Linked DNA regions of Homo sapiens: region 2 is linked to region 1. Evidence: read pairs that join two places in POLR2A ChIA-PET (ENCODE). Cell type or tissue: OCI-LY7. All regions are shown on one strand. Links, peaks and the distances in the headings refer to the core of each region. The heading gives the core; the rest is flanking DNA.

Region 1 (6,668 bases), core at 705-5,704:
CTGGAGTTTGATTTTCTCTTCAGGGGGAGGCCTCTACCTGCTGGCAGCTCACAGTGAGGGTCCTGGAGGCGCGGAACCTGCGCTGGGCTGACCTGTGTGAGTAACCGCCCTGTGCGCTCTGTCGGGAGCAGGGAGGACCAGATCCCATAGGAAGGGCCAAGACGAGTGCCCTGGGGCTGGGCTGGGTCACCTGCGGTGACCGCCAGGGTCTTGGTAGGAAACTGGCATGGCTCATGGAGAGGGGTGTGGGGAGTACTCCCTCACGAAGACTTCCTTAACCTTGGCAGTGAGTGAGGCCGACCCTTACGTGATCCTACAGCTGTCGACCGCACCTGGAATGAAGTTTAAGACCAAGACGCTCACCGACACCAGTCATCCTGTGTGGAATGAGGCCTTCCGTTTCCTTATCCAAAGTCAGGTCAAGGTGAAGGCCCGGGACTCCTGGCCACTCCCTTGTGAACGGGCTGGACCCCCATGCAAGGGTTCCTGGGGTAGAGCATGCTTCCTCTGGGGCTGTCAGAGAAACTCTCAGCAGTAGGGGGTCTCTGTGCCCTGGCCTGTCTGTGCTGTGTGCAAGGGAATGTATGAAAGAATGAACATGGTCCTTTCACCAACTGGCTGTGGGACTGACTCCCACAAGCTGGGTTCCTCTCGAAGCCCAGCTATGAAACAGAGACAGTAAGAGCCCCCTCCTGATCAGGTCACTGTGGGGTGAGATGAGATAATGCGTGGAAGACCGTGAAAGATCACCAGCACATACCTTAGGGTGCACCTCAGGGAGCCAGAAAAGCCAGGGAGAGAGAGACACACAGACAGGGAGAGAGGAAGAGGGAATTATTTGACAGACTTTTATGTGTTTTGTTTTGTTTTTGAGACAGAGTCTTGCTCTTATTGCCCAGGTTGGAGTTGAATGGCGCGAACTGGGCTCACTGCAACCTCCGCCTCCCAGGTTCAAGCGATTCGCCTGCCTCAGCCTCCCGAGTAGCTGGGATTACAGGCACCCACCACCATGTCCAGATAATTTGTTGTATTTTTAGTAGAGATGGGGTTTCACCATGTTGGCCAGGCTGGTCTCGAACTCTCGACATCAGGTGACCCACCCACCTCAGCCTCCCAAAGTGCTGGATAACAGGCATGAGCCACCATGCCCAGCTCAGAATTTTATGTTTGATAAAAACAAAAATTAGAAGGAGGAAATTTGAAATTTAATAAGATTTCCTTATATTTAAGTTTTACAGTTTTTTTTTTTATTTTGAAGCGCAGACGTGTGGTGGCATAATGATCTTCTCTGACTCTAGACATCAAGTAAGGGCTCAACAGAGGTGAGCTACTCTCACTATGAGCAGGTAAAATGCTAAGTCGCTGTTCCTGGTTCCTAGAATGTTCTGGAGCTTAGCATCTATGATGAGGACTCAGTCACGGAGGATGACATCTGCTTCAAGGTTCTCTATGACATCTCAGAAGTCCTCCCTGGCAAGCTGCTCCGGAAAACCTTCTCCCAGAGTCCCCAGGTGGGTGGGTGGGTGGGGAAGTCCCCGTGGGCCCCACTTCTTCCAACTCCAAGCTGAGGAAGTAGCTATTTCTCCCACCTGTTGGGAGGCTGCTGGGGTGAACTCATTCACAGAAAAATCTAAACCCCTTTTTAGATTTGCATTTTAATAAGCAAGGAAAAGGCTTCACTTTACAGTTACAGGCTGAATCACCCAGTGGAGGAATTTTAGCCACCTGTGGCAGGAAGGCCACCCCTCAAAACACAGCTCAGCATCCATCACTCCTGCTGGTGGTGCCAAGGCCTGCTTTGTGAAGGCCTCACGTCCCTTCCTGCTGCAGCCTGGGGGTGGGGACGGCAGAGTTCGGGGGTCTGGGCCCTCCTCAAGAAAAAGATATGGGTCCTGCACATCATGCCTCCTTTGGCTGTGCTCCTTGTCTTCCCCTTCAGTCTTGCCCAGAGTTGTGGGACCTCCAAGGGAGGGAGACCTGTTCTCTGCAGACTTACTAGCTGTGGGCAATGTGGGCAGGTAGCCCATCTGGCCCCATACCTCAGTTTCCTCATCCATAAATTGGAAATAATTGTACTAACGTGCCTCCCTTGGAGACCGCTTGAGAGGATGAGATGACACCTGTAAAAGAACTGTGTCAACTCTGAAGACACAGGTATGTGCTGATGACTTGCTCATGCTCTCTGATTTCAGGGAGAGGAGGAGCTGGATGTGGAGTTCCTGATGGAAGAAACGTGAGTAATGTCACACAGCCCAGGGAGTGTCTCAGGACTCAGGCTCTGAGGAAATGGCCCTGACCCAGATCTCCCTGTGGTCAGTCCAGCCTGACTGTCCCTCATCTCCTACCCCTGCCAGAGAGGTCGGGAGTGGGGCGGGGCTTCTCTTAGGGAAACACAGAGAGGAAGGCCGATGTTTTCTCTCTCTGCTCTCTCCCCTCCCCTCTCCTCCTGCAAAGCATCTCCCCTTGTCCCTGAACCGAATCCAGGACTTACAGAGCCCTCAGCATCACCCAGGGAGACCCCACATGGGCGGGAGCGGGAGGTCAATGCAGGAAGCGTTTGCCTTTGCATGGTTTGATTTTTCCAGGTCAGATCGCCCAGAAAACCTCATCACCAACAAAGTCATTGTGGTAAGCACCTTCCCCAGGCTTAGGGGAGGGGCCCCAGAGCAGACGCTTGGGGAGGGAGGGCAGCTGCCTGGGGTGTGGACCAGCAGGGACAAGGAAGGGGCAGGGCTTCGTGGTAAAACCACCCCTAGCCTTCCAGCCAGGTGGTCACCTGTGGCTGTGGGTCTTGGAGGGGCCTGGAGCTAAGGGGCGCATAGAGAGAGGGGAGGCAGGGCTCTGCTGAGAGGAGGTTCTGGCCCACGGCTGTTCGGGGTGCTTCCGGAAGGTGTTTAGTCACCTGCGGTGAACTCATAGTTCTAGGGATTGACTGAGTGCTTCCCTGGGAAGCGGTGAAGAAATCAGGTAGGCCAGGCCCACCTTCCGGTTGTTCACGTTGAGGTCACCGAGGCTCAGAGGGAGTTCCCAGGGCGGTGTACTGCCAACCTAGGAGGATCAGAGGCTCAGGCAGCTAGCTCCTCCTTGGGACTGGGGAGAGTCCTGGTCAGCGCTCCTGACCACGGGCTCACGAAGCTGCAGTGGACAGAAATGGCCGCAAGGTGGCGAGCGGGCGACGCGCTCGATTATCACAGTGACCCAGACCAGCAGCACAGACCTGGGAGCAGGCGGGTCCAGGGTCACGGGCGAAGGCACCTAGAGCCCAGCATTTAAGCTCCTAGGGGCTGTTTGATGGACGGGTATTACTTTTAAAAATACACATGAAAATAAAGTCAAGCCGATGGCACTGCCTCTTAGGAGGTGATGGAGACACACAGCAGGTGGGCAAATTCAGTGATTGTGTGGAGCGTGGGTGGCGGGCATCTGCTGGTATGCTTCACAGACAGCATGCAGAGGCTCCCTTGGCAAGGCCACGGGGGCCTGGCCTTGTCATTGTCCCCCAGTTAGGCCACAGAGGACAGCCAGGAGACGTTCTGAGGGTTTGTCCGACGCCCCGTCTACCCTCCTATGGATGGGCGGCTTGCTTAGATTATTTGGAGTTGTGGTAGAATACCTCCTCCAGCTCCAAGCCACAGGGAAACAAGAGAAGAAACAGCTGTGTCTGAGGGCTGGGCGCTCTAGGAGGTTTCGGGAGTTTGGCAAAGCCAGGGGAGCTGGAGGGGAGGTGTGGAGCCAGGGCCCTCCTGGCTGCTGCGGAATATCAGGTTCAGCCGCGGCAGAGGATCGGCAATGGGATGAAGGGCCTCTGCAGCCAATCCCATCCTGAGCCCACACAACTCCTTGTGTGTGTGGTGGATTTGGGACAGTGGGTCTCAGAGGGTTGAGGTTAAGGGGACCTCAGCTTACCCTGCAGAGGCCCCTGCCCATGATGTGGTCTTCCCCAGGCCCGAGAGCTGTCATGCCTGGATGTGCATCTGGACAGCACAGGGAGCACCGCTGTGGTTGCAGGTGAGACCAGCTTAGAACCAGGCCTGGACTCTGCCTGGATGTGGGGGTGAGGAGGATTGCTGGGAAGCCTGCGCAGGGCAGGAGGCCAGCAGCAGGGTAGAGCTTGCCTCTCTCTTCTCACCCACATGGCACAGAGGGCCACGCATCTCCGCTGGGCAGGAGGGTCCCCTGACCTGGGGGAGAGCATGTTGCAGAAGGCAGGAGTCCGGGATGGGGGGTTGTGGGGCCCCTTGGGCTGGGAAGGGCCCTTTTCAGAATGCTGTTGACGATGGCCCAGCCTCCCAGGCATCCTCTGAATCCAGGTGGTGGTGCTGCTGTCCCAGGTCCGAGCTGGGGTTCCGGGCTCTTGTTCTCATGCTAACCCGCCTACTCTCTCCCTAGATCAGGACAAGCTGGAGCTGGAGCTGGTGCTGAAGGGGTCCTATGAGGACACACAGACATCCTTCCTGGGCACAGCCTCTGCCTTCCGCTTCCACTACATGGCAGCCCTAGAGACAGAGCTGAGCGGGCGCCTGAGGGTGGGTCTTGGCTCTAGACCTCGTTTGCAATCCTAGGCTTGGGCAGCTCCAGCTGCAGCGGGCCCCTCCCTGCCTTCCCTGCCCACCAGGGCCAAGGCCCCTGTGGCCTTGTCAGCCTCCCCTAGTTAGGCACCTCACTCTTGGCAGACACAGAGGACCACCAGTGGCCAGAGCGGGCATGGGGCTGCTGCACCATATCAGTCTCTGAATCCTCCAGCGGCCCCTCCAGTGATACCCTTAGAATAAGACATGACATCTGTGCCCACATGGCCCTGCACAGCCTGGCACCCGTCCACCTCTGCCGCCTCATTTTGTTCCACACTCCCCCCATGCACGATGCCTCAGCCATCCTTGTCTCCTCTCTCATTTCCAATATGCCAAGTGCTCTCCTGTCCCCAGCTGGCTTCCTCCAAGGCTGCCTCCTCCTCCTCCTCCTCAACATCTTAGCTCAAATGGTGGCTCTTCAGAGGGTCCTCCTTGACCCCCACCTCAAATAAACCCCACGCACTCCACCTTTGGTTGCATTAGAAACTGTCATATCACACCACTTATTTCCTTCACAACACTTACTAACATCAGTTCATTACCCATGTCTTTATAAATTTATACATGCTATTCCGTGAGAACAATGCCTTCGTACTACATAAATATTAGCTCTTATAATTTTATAATTATAATTATGATACTTATCAATATTATAATATTCTGTATTATCAGGGAGAATGTGTCTGTCTGGATTGTAGTCTAGATACTTAGTAGGGATTTGTTGAATGAATGAATGAATGAATGAATGATGCTTTCCCTTCAGAGCTCCAGAAGCAATGGCTGGAATGGGGACAACTCAGCTGGGTACCTCACTGTGCCCCTGAGGCCCTTGACCATTGGGAAGGAGGTGACTATGGATGTTCCTGCTCCAAATGTAAGTGGCCTCAACTGGATGGGAAATGCCAGTAAGAATGAAGATAAGGCTGGGCTCTGTGGCTCAAGCCTGTAATCCCAGCACTTTGGGAGGCCAAGGCAGGCGGATCACCTGAAGTCAGGAGTTTGAGAACAGCCTGGCCAACATGGCAAAACCCCATCTCTACTAAAAATGCAAAAATTAGCCGGGTGTGGTGGCGCACACCTGTAATCCCAGCTACTCAGGAGGCTGAGGCAGGAGAATCACCTGAACCCAGGAGGCGGAGGTTGCATTGAGCCAAGATCGCACCATTGCACTCCAGCCTGAGCAACAAGAGTGAAACTCTGTCTCAAAAAAAAAAAAAAAAAAAAAGAATGAAGATGAAGGGGACCAAGTCCCCAGGGATACCCATGTGCCGCTTAGGGTCTAGGAGGGTCTGAGCAGAGTCTCTGGCTTTGATTTCAGGCCCCAGGAGTGAGGCTGCAGCTCAAGGCAGAGGGCTGGTAAGGGACATTCACATCTGTGGGGACAGTGAGAGGCGGGCATGCAGGAGGGGAGGGCTATGGACAAAGGTGGTCCTTGAGATTGGAGGAGAGGGCTTCTTTGGCAGCTCATTGTGGGCTTGGCCAGCCAGTGGCTGAGCTATGCAGGTGTCCCCTGACCCCTGGATCCTCCATTGCCACAGCCCTGAGGAGCTGGCCGTGCACCTGGGCTTCAATCTCTGTGCAGAGGAGCAGGCCTTCCTGAGCAGGAGGAAGCAGGTGGTGGCCAAGGCCCTGAAGCAGGCCCTGCAGCTGGACAGAGACCTGCAGGAGGATGAGGTCTGGGGGTGCAGAGGGATGTGTGTGCAGATATCCTGGACGGGCCATAAGGGAGTACCTGATTCCTATGCCTCTCCAGAAACTCCAGTCAGTGGAGAGTGGGCATGTGTGTGGAGACATGGGAGCGTGAGTGGGCTTTGTGGTTCTAACTCCCTTGGGAGCTCCATCCTGAGCTGAGAGCCATTGCTTCCAGAGGAGGGCTGGACCCAGCTCTAACCCTGACTCTATCAGGACCCAACTATGCGGTCCCTTCCCTGGAGACAAGGAGCGGGGCAGGGCCCTGGGTGAGACAGGAGGCAGCTGGCCCCTTTCCTTGTTAATCCAGCCTGTCTGTGTGTGGTCCAGGTACCCGTTGTGGGCATCATGGCCACAGGAGGAGGTGCCCGGGCCATGACCTCACTCTACGGCCACCTATTGGCCTTG
Region 2 (6,109 bases), core at 1,025-6,024, 280 kb before region 1:
AAAGGTGACTCCACCTAGCACCAGAGACAGGAGGAGCCCAGGAACCTCATTGTTGTCAGGGTCCACTGCTGGAAGCCCTGGCCAGCTGAGCTGATGGTGCAGGGCAGGGCCCTGTGGAGCAATTCTGGGATCCCATGTTACCAAGGGTGAGGAGAGGACCAGATACCTTTTCATCACAAGGTCCTGCAACTGGCCCTTCACTTCTCATCCCTCCAAAAGAAGCAGGGATCTAGGTTGCCCCTGCTTTGGGAATTGCAGGAGATGAGAGAGAAGAAGCTTAAGAACTCTCCACCTGGCATGACTGAGGCACATGCAGATGGGAAAAACGAAGCCCTTGCTCAGCAAGTTGGTCTCAGTGAGCCTTTAAAGCCAATCACTGGGCAAGGTGCCAAGTTTCCCAGCCAAGTGTGATCCCTCTTTTGTAGTCTCCTTCCTGGCTCTATGATACACTCAGATTTTCACAACCAAATGTACATTTTATATTTGATGTAGATAACTAGAATTGCCCTAAAGGACAAGCAGTCCCCTGCCCATGAGGGGAGCATTCACACACACATCCTCATGCTGAGATGGATGGATGCATTTAGACCAGGCATGAAGTACTCAAACACATTGCTGTAGCTAATATCTTGACTGGTCATAGGCACAAATTAAGCTGGAAAAATGTTTATGATGTTGCCACTTTTAAGAGACTGCATAGCTGCTTGTAGGCAGTAATAAGAGTAGTCTATGTTTACTGAGCACTCAACCATGTGCTGGTCTTAAGCCTTTAGCCTGCATTAACTCATTTAATCCTCAATTAATTAAGAGATGGGTTCTTCAATTATGGTTTTTCTCCATTTTTCACATGGAGAACCTGTGGCAAAATGAGGGTAAGTATGTGACCAAGATTACCTAAGTGTTAGGTAGCAGGCCCAGACTTGAACTTAGGTTATCTGACCTCAGAGCCTGGGCTCTTAGCCACTGTGCCATTCCATCTCCAACTTATAGAGGCTGATGCTTTCAGGGGCAACCCCTGGGGTGTCACTCAATGCCTGTTGTGTCTTGAGGAGGCCCAATAAATGACACCTTACTTCCATGCATGAGTTTTGAGCCAATAAAGGAATACTACAAAAGTGCAGGGCAGGTGGGAGTCCAAAATCCCACATTTATTGTTTAATAAAAATGGATATTGACATCTAAATCTCAGAATTAGATAGATTTGGGGCTCTAGAGCCAGATTGTGTGGGTTTAAATCCCAGCTCCAACCCTCACTAACTGGGAGATCTGGCGCGAGTTATTTAATCCCTCTGAGACTCAGTTCCCTCCTTTGTAAAGTGGGACAATAATGGTACTTCCTCACAGGATTGTTGTGAAGATTAAATGAATTAACATATGGAAAGCATTTAGTTACTGGCATGTGGTGAGTTCTCACTCAAGATTAGCGATTATCTTTACTGTTAACCACACATTACCAGGTGGCCCAGGGACTCCTGCATGACTCCCCATGGGGACTTGCCTCCAGAAAACTTACTGCAAGGAGGGCAGAGAGCAGAAGCCATGCTTCTTGCAGGCAGCTTGCTTCCCAGAGAAAGACAGAAGCCAAGAACTGGGCTTTACAGGTCAAGTTCTCTTTACAAACCCACCATGGGAAGGAGACAGGCCAGGAGTGTGGTGCAATTGAACCTTCCACCCCATGGAATGAAACACGACCTGCCCTCCCATCCCCAACCTATCCCTAGTATATTGGGCACCAGCATCCCAGAAGCCCTGTTCTAGAACCCATTCTATTCTGCCCTGGGATCTGTCATCAAGAAAACTTGCCTTAACAGTTGAGAAGTGTTGAATAATTTGTTTGCTTTCTGATCCTAGAAATAGATCATATAAGGAAAGTCTAGAGGAACCAGATTGTTTGCCCTGGAAACTCAATGCATGATGTTCCCGAGTAGAGGAAGAAAGTCTGTGAGGTAGCACTGGTGAGTAAGAGAAGAGATTACAGGTGAGCTGGGAACAGTCGGCCAGAGCCTGTTTTCTTTTAAGAGGGAAAGGCTGAAAGTGCAGCATGCTATTTTAACTAGAATTATAGTTGGCCAGGAATAATTCTCCCTTTATCATTATTATCATTATCACTGTAATTATAATAAATAATACTTGATGGTCGAAAAAAAATTCAGATTGGTTTCCAAAGGTTCTGTGCCTTAGACAGTAAAAGCAGGAAGGCCTTTACTCACCTGTGTGGTGCTTCTCCTGATAGGACACAGTCTTTTCAGACTGCATAGGGCTGGCAAAGGTCACTACATCTGAAGAAGTTTATGGAGAACTGATGTCTCCAAGAAGTGCTTTACAGTCAGAAAGTTCTGGAGTCATTTCAGTTTTTCAGTTCCAAGTCAACTTGTGTGGCTGTAGATAAGTCATTTGCCCTTTCTGGGCCTTAATCACCTATAAAGCAAGGACACTGGAGCACCTCTCCAAGAATCATTCCAACTCTGACCATCTCTAATTTTATATTTCTCATTTATGCTAGTGAACCCAATGGGCAGTGTTCCTGTGATCTTAACCCCAGGGGAACATGTGGGCATTTTATCCAAGAGTGGCCTTTGTTATCTGGTCCTTTAGTGACTCAAACAGTGGAAAATCCAGGATCTTTGTTGTTGGTGATGGTGGTGGTGGGGGCACAATTTAGAACAGACAAGTCTTCTGCACCCCTCATTTCAAACATGGACACTGCCCAATCTAGTACCTAGAGCATAACAGGCCCTTAAAGAATTTTTATTAATTTGTAAGTCTCGCTTGAAGACTCAAGTCCACCAATGATTTCACTGAAAACAGTATTTGTAGGTTTTAATTTTCCCCATTCTGAGAAAGAGCTTTTATTTTTTTAAACTTTTTTTATAGAGATAGGGTCTCACTATGTTGCCCAGGCTGGTCTCCAACTCCTGAGCTCAATTGATGCTCCCACCTCTGCCTCCCAAAGTGCTAGGATTACAGGCATGAGCCTCCATGTCTGGCCCAAGAAAGGGCTTTTAGGAACTCCCTGCCTGGGAACGCAGGCCTATCCTGTCTCACTGGTCAAGGCCCTTGGGCGTGGGTTTTCACTCACCAGCATCAGCTGAGTACCCACTATGGGACTGGCCTGAGCTTGGTGAGGGGGCCTCAAAGATGAACAGGAAGGATTTCTGCTCTCAGTGAGAGGAAATCAGTCATGAGAAAGATTGAAGGAAGTGACACCTGAGCAGAGGTTCAGATAGGAACAAAAAAGGCATGTCAGGCAGACAGACAGCATGAGCAAAGGCCTCCGGTGTGAGAAGACTTGGAACTACAGAGCAGCTAAATGTCCAAGCACTGCTGGTGTGTCAGGATCTGGGGAAAGAGGATGGACATGGGCCTGGACAGGTAGGCAGGGACCAGCTGAGAAGGGCCTATGGCTTGGCTAAGGAGTTTGGACTTGTCCTGAAGGCAGTGGGGGCCGAGAGAGGGATGTCACTGAAGATATTTCAGCAGGGGGTTGTGACATGTCCAACTACTCTGATAGCAGAGTAGTGTTATCTTCTAAACTGAAGGCCTTCAGGACAGTTATGGGCCTTACCATAGAACCAAGAAGAGCCCCTATGGAATATACAGGGTTGTCTAGTACTCCACCTCAGGTTTGTTGTTGTTATTGTTGTTGTTTGAGACTGGGTCTCACTCCTGTCACCCAGCCTGGAGTGCAGTGGCATGATCTCGGCTCACTGCTGCCTCAACTCCCCGAGTTCAAGTGATCTTCCCACCTCAGCCTCTGAGTAGCTAGGACCACAGGCATGTGCCACCATGCCTGGATAATTTTTTGAATTTTTAGTACAAAAGAGATAGGTTTTCACCCTGTTGCCCAGGCTGGTCTCTAACTCTTGGGCTCAAGCAATCCTCCAGCCTGGGCCTTCCAAAATGCTGGGTTTATAGGCATGAGCCACCATGCCTGGCCCACCTTAGGTTAAAGAAAACCATGGCTAATCAATAGTATTGGGTCTCAGCTTGTCATCATTTCCTCAGAGAGGGTTTGTCTCCCTGGACCAGGTTAGCTCTCCTTGCCACATGATCCTGTGGCACCCAGAACATCGTCTCCTGACAATGTCACTCTTGTTCAATGCCCATCTTCCCTTCAGGACCCTAGGTTCCAAGACAGCTGGAATTTTGGTCTTTCTTACTCACTGCTGTCCCCCCAGTTGCTTGCCCAGTGCTGGCACTAGTAGATGCTCAATAAATATTTCTCGAATTAAGAACAAGAGTCACACTGGAGGGATGATCAGAGAGGTGAGCCAGGGGAATGTGATTTCCCTCCTGGCGATCACTGTAAATGAAACCCAGAGGCTGGGAGAGTTTCCTAAAACAGAAAGTTTTAATCCGGGCTCTGTCATGTGCCCACTAGATATATTTCACTCTAGTGTGCCTTGACTCCTCACTTATGAGGTGAGGTAGGTGGACAAAAGCGATTGCTAGGTCTCTCTCTCTTTAACCCCAACATTTTATGCATGAAAAAATATTCCTTGCCTATGACTCTTCTCTTTCTAGGGTTTCTGTGTTTCAGAAAGATATGGCCATTGGTAAATTAAAGAAGAATAACATCATGATTTTAGCCAGAGAAACTGAAATAATCTTACAAAGATGAATAATATTTAAAACGAACAGGTACATCTGGGCTGTCTGGAATTTGTTCTGAGAAAGGAATATTTATTTTTACAGGATGAATTAAACTGAGTTCCACCCACTTTTATAAAAAGCAAGATTTTTTTTTTTTTTTCAGAGAGAAAGAGCCAGAGCATAAGAATCAGCCCCACCTCCTGCGCTCTCCCTCTGGATTTTGCTGAGATTTGGTGAAATATCTGAGACCTGTTCCTCTCCTCCCTGCTTCACACTTAAAGACAGAGCCCAGCAGAGCTGCTGCCAGGATCCTTCCCCCAGTGCCCATGTGCACAGCTGAGCTGCCGGAGGTGCTGAGTGAGAGGACTCCTCCGTGGGGGGAAAACCCAGCCAGCAAGCAGGAAGCTACTCACCGGAGGTCTCTTCCAGACGAACTGGATGGGGAACTTCTGGCTATAAAAGAGAGAGGTCTCATCCGGTGGGAACTCAGGGTCCACATAAAGAACTTTCTTTTCTAGACATTTCTTGTGAAGTTGCTCGAATGTCTTCTCTTTCACTCCGATAATAGGAAAATTGCGGCTGATGATGGCTGAATAGATGCCACTTGGGTTTCCACCCCCAGCCTCAGTGGCCTTGCTCTGGGCCGGGTGAGGAACTGGCCCTGGGGACCGGGGCTCAGCCGCTGTCCTTGGAGCCACAGATGCGCTAATGACGGTCGGCATGGCAAGTGGCTTTGGAAGAAAAAGCTTTTTAAAGAAAATAAGATACAGCTACCTTCAAGGAAAGGAAGCAACTGCAAAGGGGAAGTTGGAGTAATTCTGTCATCTGAGAGAAAAGTGTCCACATCCAGTTCAAAGTTGAAAGCCCATCAGAAGGTCGTACAGGTTATGTCCATCTTAAAAACCGAGCTGTGATTCTGAAGCCATAAGTTCTCCTGAGAAATGAGTGCTAAAGGATTTCTGAAGCAATGTTGACTTGGGGGTCTCCTACCAGCAGCATGCATGCCAGAGGGAGAGAGAAAGAGAGTGAGGGTTGTGTTTCAGTGGCCTGAAGATGCTTGAGCCAGGAAAACTAAAAATAGATGTGAAGAAACACTGTGAGTATGAGAGCAAGAGAGACTGCATGGTAGAGAGAGAACCTGGCTAGGGACATTTCTGTTGCCATGAAGTGCTGGTGTTGCCAGAAAATGAAAAGGGAGTATCTGAGTAAGGTGAACACTGGAAAGAAGCTGAGAACTGCTGACATGTTATTGAGTAGGCAGTTATACAGACCACCCAACTACTGGCCATCAAATGAATGGAAAACAATATTGCAAAAAAGCTAGTTAGGGTGAACGGGAGGTACTGAATTCTACAAAAATATTCTGTGAATTTTAGAGAACATGATTTTTAGTCCTAAAATTTTAGGATATCAGAACATTATTCAATGTTAGATTTGGTATCTTTTTTAGAATGTTCTTGGGTCAGCGCTCATTGGAAATGTCTGCATGGAAAATGCTACTCAGCAGAGTCCTCAT

Evidence for each region. Peaks named below come from ENCODE experiments on the same cell type or tissue, not always from the same donor. Only the 100,000 strongest peaks of a DNase experiment are listed, where the experiment ranks them.
Region 2: POLR2A ChIA-PET joins it to region 1 with 5 read pairs; 2 of 35 experiments call an interaction of 5 or more read pairs at or near these places.

The regions. Positions count from the first base shown.
Region 1 is chr15:42,081,056-42,087,723 of GRCh38, reverse strand. PLA2G4D (phospholipase A2 group IVD) reads left to right here. Exons shown (of 20, transcript NM_178034.4): 2 at 24-96; 3 at 288-424; 4 at 1,380-1,511; 5 at 2,193-2,233; 6 at 2,586-2,628; 7 at 3,945-4,008; 8 at 4,390-4,526; 9 at 5,335-5,445; 10 at 5,890-5,927; 11 at 6,110-6,245; 12 at 6,591-6,668. Among named protein-coding and RNA genes, the nearest start is that of PLA2G4D, 10 kb to the left of the region's middle. RefSeq lists a silencer at 2,999-3,293 and enhancers at 2,318-3,517, 3,462-4,077, 5,900-6,447, 6,448-6,668. In OCI-LY7, for the core only: CTCF peaks have their summits at 2,938 and 3,141 (motif pointing right); a DNase peak (open chromatin) is centred at 3,153.
Region 2 is chr15:42,359,012-42,365,120 of GRCh38, reverse strand. CAPN3 (calpain 3) reads right to left here and starts at 5,620. Exons shown (of 24, transcript NM_000070.3): 1 at 5,007-5,620. The coding sequence starts at 5,315. RefSeq lists enhancers at 699-1,665, 4,712-5,212. In OCI-LY7, for the core only: no CTCF peak of the experiment used is centred there; a DNase peak (open chromatin) is centred at 3,190.